2 separate regions of the Homo sapiens genome follow, and region 2 is linked to region 1. The links are chromatin contacts, found by Hi-C or POLR2A ChIA-PET in ENCODE. All regions are on one chromosome and are shown on one strand. The core of a region is the stretch at or near the end of the contact, and the rest is flanking DNA. Distances in the headings are between cores, read along the strand shown.

Region 1 (5,321 bases), core at 796-3,295:
AGATCTAGGCTTTCCACTTGGCCTTTGCTGATGGGGGTGAGGGTGGGGCTGGAGTAGAGGGGCTATAGTCTAAAGGCTGTCTGTCGGCTGGATGCAGTGGCTCATGGCTGTAATCCCAGCACTCTGGGAGGCTGAGGCAGGCGGATCATTTGAGGCCGAACGAAAGGCTGAGGCAGGCAGGAGAACTGCTTGAACCCGAGAGGCAGAGGTTGCAGTGAGTCGAGATCGTGCCACTGCACTCCAGCCTGGGCGACAGAGTGAGACTCTGTCTCAAGAAAAATCAAACCAAATGAAAACTAAAAATAAAAAAATCAAGGCTGTCTGTCTTTCTAGGCTGTTTATTTTCTTGTCCTTTGACTCAGAAAGCAGACTTGCAGGACACCATGGTTCACGCTTATAATTCCAGCACTTTGGGAGGCTGAGGCCAGAGGATTGCTTGAGCCCAGGAATTTGAGATCAGCCTGGGAAACAGTGAGACCCCCATCTCTACAAAAAAACATAACAAACAAACAAACAAAAAAAACAAAAAGGCCGGGCACGATGGCTCATGCCTGTAATCCCAGCACTTTGGGAGGCCGAGTCGGGCGGATCACCTGAGATCAGGAGTTTGAGACCAGCCTGACCAACATGGTGAAACCCCATCTCTACTTCTAAAAATACAAAAAATAGCAGGGCGTGATGGTGCATGCCTGTAATCCCAGCTACTCAGGAGGTGAGGCAGGAGAACTGCTTGAGCCCAGGAGGCAGAGGTTGCAGCAGTGAGCTGAGATCGCGCCAGTGCACTCCAGCCTGGGCAACAAGAGTGAAACTCCGTTTCAAAAAAAAAAAACAACTGTATTGATTAGTCAGGCATGGTGGCGCAGATCTGTAGTCTAAGCAGCTTAAGCCTGGGAGATCAAGGCTGCAGTGAGCCATGATTGCACCACTGCACTCCAGCCTGGGCGATAGAGCAAGACACTCTTTCAAAAAAAAAAAAAAAAAAAAGACAAGCTTTTCTTGGGGCTTTTGTCTGCAATCGTTGGCAGTTTTGGGTTGCTGGCTTCTCCAGTACCCATTCTGACATATATGAGGCAAAAAGAAAACTTAGGGAGGTCACTGCTGAGTCATTCCTTGGATCTGGAGGTCCCTAACCAATCTGCTTTCTTCTTGTTCAGAGTCATCTTATGTTCATTTTGTATAATATAGAGTGTTTTTGGGGTTTTTAGCTGTACTTAGCAGGAGGACTGGGGAAAAGAATATCTACTCTATCTCTCAGAAGCAGAAGTTGCTCCAGATACTTTGAAAAATTAAAGCCAGTGTTTAAAAATTCCTCAAAATGGCCAGGCATTGTGGCTCACACCTGTAATCTCCACATTTTGGGAGGGCAAGGCGGGGAGCCTAGGGGTTGGAGACCAGCCTGGACAACATGGCGAAGCCCTGTCTCTACAAAAAAATTAGCTGGCATGGGGCGGGAGCGGTGGCTCACGCCTGTAATCCCAGCACTTTGGGAGGCCGAGGCGGGAGGATCACGAGGTCAGGAGATCGAGACCATCCTGGCTAACATGGTGAAACCCCGTTTCTACTACAAAATACAAAAAAATTAGCCGGGCGTGGTGGCGGGCGCCTGTAGTCCCAGCTACTTGGGAGGCTGAAGCAGGAGAATGGCACGAACCCCGGGAGGCGGAGCTCGCAGTTAGCCGAGATCGCGCCACTGCGCTCCAGCCTGGGGGACAGAGCGAGACTCCGACTCAAAAAAAAAAAAAAAATTAGCCAGCGTGGTGGCACATGCCTGCAGTCTCAGCTACTTGGGAGACTTGAGGTGGGAGAATCACCTAAGCCCCGGGAGGTAGAAGCTACACACTCCAGCCTGGGCAACAGAGTAAGACCTCGTCTCAAAAAAATTTTTTTTCTCAAAGAAATGTAGACTTCTGGTTGCTCATGAAATGCTGGAAGATGAGTCATCCTGGGCCTGCACTTTGATTTGGTAACAGTTGGCTGTTGCTGGGTGCCCACTGCCCCGTAGACGGATTATACTGCATTGAATTTACCGTAGGTCCCACCCGTTCATACTCACTTAGAAAAGGCCCGCATCACTCATCCTTGCATGACTGCCAGAGTGTGAACTTGCTATCTCTGTATTGAAGTTGTGTTTCATCTCCAGGAAGTGTTGGCTGCAGCAAAGATTGGATGTGACACCAGAAAAAAAGAGTCATTGGCAGGATCCTTTAAGGATTCTGCTACATCACTGCAGAAGTGTTCTGTCTCCCAGCACAGAAAGTCTGCCTTAGCACATACTGTTCTGAGCAGTTACAGTTTTTAAAAAAACTTCCCCTCCCTTATCTTAGGAAACAGCTAGCCCATTTCTCCTCTTAATTAACCCCTAATCATGACTCAGTTACTCAGTTACGCTCCCAGCCCATTCTTGTGGAAGCCCTGCAAAGCAAGCCAGTGGGACCATGGAAACGTGTAATTTAGCGAAGCCTTGGATTCTCAGTGGCTGCAAAGTGAAGCCCCGAGGGGAGGTAGCTTTGTATTCTAAAACAGCAAAGAATGCTGTGTTGGTAGCTCCAGCCAGATTGGTGATCTGAGTAATGTGGACGTTTCAATAGGCCCCAGCAGAGTCCTAAAAATATAGTCTGCCTGGTCAGCTCTGCCATGTCAGTTTCTAAAACTGTCAGCACCAGTAGGGCAGCAGAACCACTCTCAAAGCAGAGGCTTTTCAACTTTTGGGTTCACTGACCGCTTTCAGGGACAGGAGGCCTCACCAGCCTCCTAGCCTCTTTGATCCCAGGCACCCTGGCTTCTTCCTGAGAGGGAAGCATGAAGGGGAAGCTGCCCATCTTCTCTTGCCTGAATCCTCACCACTCCTTGTCTGCAGCTCTGTGTCCAGGAACAGCCACTGTTGCTTCCGACAGGAGCTGAGAAATGATGAGCTCTTTGCTGTATTTTGATAAAATGAAGCCCAACGTGGACAGCAGGCACGAGGTTCCTGCAGGAACCTTGGCTTCTCTGAGGTACTCAGGCCTCTGGGGAACCAAACACAAAACAATTTGATTTGTCATCAAGGACACCAGCTCAACACATTTGCAGATGTGTTTGGCCTGGAACATCATCCTTCTCCTTGGCCACAGTGCCATGTGACTAGCCCTCCAATGCCACAGGGAAATAAGAGCACTGGTGTCAAACTAGGAGGTAACGCGATTCAAAGAGACCCTTCAGGAGGGCTTGGCCATAGATAAAAGGATGAGGGGGAAGGGTAGGCAGGAGGAGGAGAAAAAAGAAACAGCAGTAGCCATGGTTATCTTTTGTCTAGTATCTACTGTGTACAAAGTATTTTGTGTTAGATGCTGTGTGTGTGTGTGTTCACTTAATTATCAGGGAAATCCTGTGAAGTAAGAATGATCTCAGGCTGGGCACGGTGGCTTGTGCCTGTAATCCCAGCACTTTGGGAGGCCTAGGCGGGCAGATCACGAGGTCAAGAGATCGAGACCATCCTGGCTAACACGGTGAAACCCCATCTCTACTAAAAATACAAAAAATTAGCCGGGCATGGTGGCGCACATCTGTAGTCCCAGCTACTCGGGAGGCTGAGGCAGGAGAATCACTTGAACCTGGGAGGTGGAGGTTGCAGTGAGCTGAGATCACACCACTGCACTCCAGCCTGGGTGACACAGCGAGACTCCATCTCAAAACAAAAAAAGCAAAAAAAAAACAATGATCTCTACTTTGCAATTAAAGAAACTTTGACTCAGAGGCTGGGCATGGTGGCTCACTGTAATTTCAGCATTTTGGGAGGCTGAGGTGGATTAATCATCTGAGATCAGGAGTTCAAGACCCGCCTGGCCAACATGGTGAAACCCTGTCTCTACTAAAAATACAAAAAATTGGCCAGGCGGTGGCTCACGCCTGTAATTCCAGCACTTGGGAGGCTGCTGAAGTGGGCAGATCACCTGAGGTCAGAAGTTCGAGACCAGCCTGGCCAACATGGTGAAATCCTGTCTCTACTAAAAATATAAAAATGAAGGCCGGGTATGGTGGCTCATGCCTGTAATCCCAGTACTTTGGGAGGCCGAGGTGGGCAGATCATGAGGTCAGGAGATCGAGACCATCCTGGCTAACATGGTGAAACCCCATCTCTACTAAAAATGCAAAAATTAGCCGGGCGCGGTGGTGCACGCCTGTACTCCCAGCTACTCAGGAGGCTGAGGCAGGAGAATCACTTGAACCCAGGAGGCGGAGGTTGCAGTGAGCCGAAATCGTGCCATTGCACTCCAGCTTGTGCAACAAGAGTGAAACTCTGTCTCAAAAAAAAAAAAAAAAAAAAATATATATATATATATATATACACACACACACATATACAATATATACAACATTGTATGTATGTGTGTGTATACACACACACACACACACACACACACACACACATATATATATAGAGAGAGAGAGAGAGAGAAAGTCCAAAAGCGTGGCTTTTGGAACTGATTCTGGGCTAGGTATAGATCCCAGGAGAACCCGTGTTCTACAAACCTCACTCTGGGCAAAACTGACCCAGACTGGGTTTTGGGATGCTTGATGTAATGAGGCAAGTGGCGCGATCTTGGCTTACTGCAATGGAGCGGCTCCTTCTGCCTGCTGCCGTCAGATTCTCTGCTATCTGGCTGGCAGGACAATTCGCTATGGCCTGGCTTTTGCAACTGATTCTGGGCTAGGTATAGGATCCCAGGAGAACCCGTGTTCTACAAACCCCACTCTGGGCAAAACTGACCCAGACTGGGTTTTGGGATGCTTGATGTTAATGAGGCAAGTGATATGTCTACTGAACTTACTGCTCCAAGTAGGACATTGTAACTTTGAGTTCCCCTCATCCCTTTCATATTGGAGGAGTTGTCTGGGCAGCAGGAGCTACGGCAGGCCAGGGTTGCTCTAGTTTTTAGCCAGAGCTAGCAGGTAAGTGCCTCCCAATGATATGCAGATTAAAGATAAGTAATCCTGGCCCATTTCTGCTCAAGTGGCTATAGTTTGCAAGTGACAGCCACCAATTCCAGGGACTTGAATGGCTACTGGAATTGAGGAAGTCCTCCCACTGACTGGGCTGGGTAGTGCAGGGAGGGAGAGGACACCATTCTGACTGACTCCAGACTGACATCAGGACTAGTCTCCCTAGGAGTGCAGGGACTTTACCTCCTCTGCATTTTCATGACCACTGTCCTAGGCCAGTTGTGTGCCTCCTCACTACAAGCCAGCAATTGCTGGGCCAACATATGCTTCCTGAAAACACAGATCCAGCCTCTCTTGTTCTTTCCACTTATCAGGTGGCTCAAAGGCTACCCAATCAATCT
Region 2 (5,321 bases), core at 1,671-4,170, 39 kb before region 1:
TAAGGATTCCCAATGAGATTGTCTTTAGGGTTCCATTTCCCATCCCTGCATTCCCTTCTTCCCACTCACGGCTTGGCCAGAATAAGCCACTTCCATCTGCTCCCTGACAAAGGCCTAAAGAACAAAAGAAGGGGACAGAAATAAGAGGCTTGGGCTCCTTCTTTGCTGGCCTGGGAAACTGCTGGCCTCCTGAGTCTCCACTGCCTCATCTGGCTGCCAGGGAGGTTACAAGGAATGACACTGTTAAGTGCAGTAACGGGCCATGTGAACCTGTGTTTTTCCAGCACATTCTGATTCTCGTTCATTTCCCTTTTACACCCTTTATCACCATCTCCCTTTTATAGATAAGGAAACTGAGGATCCAAGAAGTGAGGTCATTTGCCTAAGTCTTGTAACTCCAGATTCAGTTATCTCCGCAGTGCCTGGCACATGGCAGGAGCTTAATCCATTTTTTTTATTGAATGAATGAATGAAGCAGAGAGGTGCCTGTGAGATGTCTTCTCAGAGCTCCCAACTTGGAGGAGAGACACATGGGCCCAGAGGAGTAAGCTCCAGCTTCTGACCAGGTAGTGCTCTCATGGCTCTCTGTCCCAGGGCAAAAAGGGTAAGATGGGACTCCTGACTACAGAGACCTCCAGAGCTGGTGAGGGAAATGAACCTGGGAACAATGAACGTGAATATAAAGCCAACTGAAACAAGGGCTGTGCAGAGAGACAATTGTCGTCTGACTAGAAGGCCACAATGGAGCAGATGTTGGGAATGATTATTTCAGCAGCATTTGCTGATACTCCTAGGAATGAATCCCATAGATGCTTTCTACTGGCACATAGCTTAACCCCTTTTTTAGTTGAAGGAATGAATAAATGAACAACCAGAGAGGGATCCAATCCTTAGCTCTGAGTCACTGCACTCCCCTTTTTCACAACACATACGGGGATATAATTATTTTTTCCCTTCTAACTACTTAAAAAAAAAATAGAGACAGGGTCTCATAGGCTGGTCTTGAACTCCTTAGCTCTAATGATTCTCCTGCCTCGGCCTCCCGAAATGCTGAGATTACAGGTGTGAGCCACTACACCCGGCCTTTTCTCCCTTCTGTCCTCTCCACTAGACTGAGTTCCATGCAGAAGGGACCACATCTTCAGTCATCTTTGAATATCAATGCCAAGGACAGGGAGGGTCCTGATTATGTGATGTTAGATGAATGAATACCTGATTGATGGGTAGATGGTGGAATCTTCCTGCACCCTACCGTGCCCTAGCCCAAACATGAGCCCTTCTTCAAAACATGTTACTGCCATCTGCAGGAAACTTGTAATAATAAATGTACACGTCTGCAATGACAACAAATGTGATGTGAATCGCACCCCCAAGGGTTGTGCAGTGTACAGCCATGTGACACCCTGTCTTGCACCCTGTTCTCAATATACTCCCCACAGGTCCCAAGGGATACATCATTTCTTCCTCTCTTTGTTTCTACCCTTTGGGGTTGTACTCCTTGCTACAGTAAGCTCCCTAGCGCCCCACTTCCTTGTTGCTCCCCACCATTAAGTAAGGATATTTCTACTGCTCTTCACTAAAGACAGAGAGCCAGAGGGGAAGAGGCAAATTTTCCAAGATCTTTGTCTCTCCCCTTTCCTGGTTCTATAGACCAGGATCCTGAGGCCTTTCCCGGAAGTGACCAAGTCTCTCAGGTGAGTGTGGAGATTTAGATTGTCAACTACAGAAGATTCAGACTGGGCTGGTTGCCAGGTATTGCCTAAGGAAATAGAAATAACAATGTACAGGGCCGGGTGCGGTGGCTCACGCCTGTAATCCCAGCATTTTGGAAGGCCAAGGCAAGCGGATCACCTGAGGTCAGGAGTTCAAGACCAGCCTGACCAACATGGTGAAACCCCATCTCGGGCCAGGCGCGGTGGCTCACACCTATAATCCCAGGACTTTGGGAGGCTGAGGCGGGCGGATCACGAGGTCAGGAGATGGAGACCATCCTGGCTAACATGGTGAAACCCCGTCTCTACTAAAAATACAAAAAATTAGCCGGGCAAGGTGGCAGGCGCCTGTAGTCCCAGCTGCTCAGGAGGCTGAGGCAGGAGAATGGCGTGAAACCAGGGGGCGGAGCCTGCAGTGAGCTGAGATCCAGCAGAGATTGCACCACTGCACTCCAGCCTGGGCGACAGCGAGACTCCATCTCCAAAAAAAAAAAGAAACCCCATCTCTACTAAACATACAAAAATTAGCTGGGCATGGTGGCACACGCCTGTAATCCCTGCTACTCGGGAGGCTGAGGCAGAAGAATTGCTTGAACCCGGGAGGTGAAGGTTGCAGTGAGTTGAGATTGCGCCACTGCACTCCAGCCTGGGTGGCAAAGTGAGACTCTGTCTCAAAAAAAAAAAGAAATAGCAATGTACTTGGAGTTAGAAGATCTGTGTTTACCAGTCCTGTGTAACTATAGGCAAGTCCCCTAAACCCTCTGAGCCTCGGATGCTAACATATGTCCTGCCTAACAGAGTTATTTTGAAATCTCTGTGTAAACCATAAAGCTGATAAACCGAAACAAGACACTTTCATTAGTGACTCTTGTTACATTTGAATGTGGCTGGGCTTAGGGAGTTGAGAATATGGCTGGCAAAGAAGAAGGAGAAACAAATGTAGGGAAAGGATGAGAACAGGAAGATGGGAAGAAGAACAAGGTTCAGCACCCTAAAACCTGTTTGGCTTTGTAGACTGAAATCAGCAGGTTTCTCAGCCCCGACATCCCTCTCTACTCTGACATGTGTGACCACCAGGCTTGCCCCATCAGGCCTCTCAAGCAAGGGCGAGGCCCTAAGACCAGCTCAGGACACGGAGTGGGCCAGGGAAAGGGAAGATCTCTATTTGGTGAGAGTGATTCAGACACCCCCACTTGGCTTCATAAGCAAGATCCAGGGGGAGGAGAAAATTGCACAGGCCACAGCTGGCTTCCAGCGTAAGACTGACTTCATTTCCTCCCACAATTAAAGTTCTGCTTCAGAGAGCTTCAGAGCATCCAGGGTCTCCCAGACATGCCCCCCTGCACCTCCTGTGAAGGAGTCCCTGCAGAGCTAAGGCTGCCTTTTCCATTACTCTGGTGGAGCCCCCACAGCATTCTAAAATCACATGAAGATTTCAGCAAGACCCTAAAGTCGCAGTCCCGCCTCGTCTCTGCTGCCTCTCTCCTCTCCTGCTAAAGAAACACGCCCAACTGCAGTGCACAAGTTATTTTTAACCATGGCAGTCTCCCCATTTTCAGCCTCACTGGCCCAGCCCCCTCCTCAAAAGAGGCATTCAGCAGTGTCAGGATGCAAAGGAGATCAGCATCTATGCCAGAAACACAGCACAGCGCAGCACCCACCATCCCTTTGCTCAGTTGACCCAGCAGGGTCCTTAGGAGCCTTGCCTGTGTAAAATTAAGCCTCCTTGAGTCCACTCCACTTCTATTCTAGACTCCAAATCTGAAGCAGCAAGCAAATCATCCCGTGGGCCTCCTCAGAGAAGACTGGAAGTGGAAATCATCACAAAACGATCTAAGTATGCATGAGTGATGAAGGATGGAGGCAGAGGGCATAAAGAAGGAAGAATGAGACAGCCCACTCTCTCTTCAGGAGAAAGAGGTTTATGAGTCATCAGGGCCCTGAGTTATGGCCCTTCAAGACTGGGGACAAGTAAACCCCTTCCTGCACCCTAGGGACAGCTCTAAAATTCTGTTACTGGCTGATGCTGCAGGCCCAAAGGTTTTGAGAAGGACTTCCTCCAAGGACTCCTCGTTGCCCACTAGAAAGAGCTCCAACTCTCCCTCCTGCCTTCCAGGCCCCACTGTTGTCTCCTCACTTGGAGCTCATTCCCTCTAAAGTCCTTTCCTGATTACCTGAGCCCACATAAGCCTTTCTCTAACTTTCCGTTATAGCTCAGTGCCTGTTTCTGGATCACAGTCTGTCACATCACATAATATCCTCAAAACACTCATTCAGCATTCATTCAGTCATTCAATACCAATTGATCTCTAGCATGTACAAGGCCCCGTGCAGCCCTCGGGGGCTCAAAACATAAGACACATCCCAAATTGCTCACTCTTCTAAGGGAGTGATGGGCACCCTGTGGGTTAACTGCTACATTGAACAAGGGAACATGGAGGAGAGAAAAGTATGACTGTGAGAGCGGAGGAGGAAGCTTTGGATACCACTGGGGGCATTAAGGACAGAGGAGGCGGCACTTAAAAGAGGAGGAGGGTTTACCAGCATCTTGCAGAGAAGAAAATTAAAGTGTGGTGGTTTCATCCTGCAAGATGCATCCCTCTGGGGGTCCAGTTACAGTGTACTGTGGCAGGGTGATTGGGGGTAGAGGTGGTGGCAGGTGAAGCTGAAGAGGTAAGTAATTTTGATGGGTCTTTATGCTGAAGCCTTGATTCCACAGGCAATGAGGGGCCAAAGGTGGTTTTTAAGCAGCCGAGTAATAGAATTAGGTTTGTATTTTATTTTATTTTTTATTGTATTTTTAATGAAGTGTTGTACAGGCAGCACTTCATTTCATAAAATAGAATATGTGTTCTTGAGGTTTGTATTTTAGAAAAAAATACTCTATTAGTCACGTGGAGGATGGTGGCAAGACTAAGAGAGGAAGAGCTATTAAATGCTCATTGGAAGGTCCAGGTGAGAGATGACACAGTGGAGGGGGTGGCTGTATTATTTGAGGGACACAAAGAAGGTAGCAGTACAGGCCTTGGTGACGGCTTGAAAGCGGGTGATGTCACTGAATTAGCTGCAGGCACTGCTCTATCTTCCTATCCGTACTGTAACACCAACACCCTGCTGAGATGCTGAGCACACTTCAGGGAGGCAGCTGTGGATGCCTTCAGTGGAAGCATCTCCTTTATTGAGCCAAAAACTGTGCTAAGGGCTTTCCACACATTATTTCATCTAACCTTCAAGGCATCCCTGCACAGTGGGCATTCTTAAGACAAGGAAAGTGACACTGAGAAAGAATAAGGGACTTGCCCAGAGTCACACAGTTGGTCAGTGGCAGGGCCACGATCCAGCACCCTACCCTCTCTGATTCCAAAGCTTACACTCATAACTACAGCACTGTGCTGCTGCTTGGCAAAGAGCTGGGCACATCCCACCACAGGAGGTAGCCCCAGCCTTCACGTCGTGTGAAAGGTCAGCATGTAGAACACTTTTGGAAGGCGATACAAGTAAAACTGTACTCTCCAAGGATTTCATTATAAGGAAATAACAGAAGTCAAATCATTCTTAACCATGTTCTCAGCAGCATTGTCTAATATAGCCAAAAAGTGAAAAAAGAGT

What was found. A loop is a pair of places that touch in the nucleus more often than their neighbours do. ChIA-PET counts read pairs that join two places held with the same protein, here RNA polymerase II (POLR2A). Pooled maps may share reads with other maps.
Region 2: a loop to region 1 is called in a map of posterior vena cava, with 4 times the contacts of the local background. The contact joins two enhancer-like sites. A Hi-C loop is called at or near these places in 5 of 168 maps with a recorded cell type or tissue (A673, IMR-90, ovary and 1 more), 1 of 37 single-sample maps with no recorded cell type and 4 of 50 pooled maps. POLR2A ChIA-PET finds 5 or more read pairs at or near these places in 9 of 52 experiments (AG04450, Caco-2, H1 and 5 more).

Annotation. Positions count from the first base shown.
Region 1 is chr1:39,044,720-39,050,040 of GRCh38, reverse strand. It overlaps LOC124904088 (a long non-coding RNA gene), which reads right to left. Exons shown (of 3, transcript XR_007065970.1): 2 at 2,054-3,005. Among named protein-coding and RNA genes, the nearest start is that of NDUFS5, 21 kb to the right of the region's middle. Within about 2 kb of position 2,045, at least 10 of the 41 ENCODE cell types and tissues checked have a DNase peak (open chromatin) inside an H3K27ac peak, as active enhancers do.
Region 2 is chr1:39,084,855-39,090,175 of GRCh38, reverse strand. It overlaps a transcript of MACF1 not described here. Among named protein-coding and RNA genes, the nearest start is that of NDUFS5, 61 kb to the right of the region's middle. Within about 2 kb of position 2,920, at least 9 of the 41 ENCODE cell types and tissues checked have a DNase peak (open chromatin) inside an H3K27ac peak, as active enhancers do.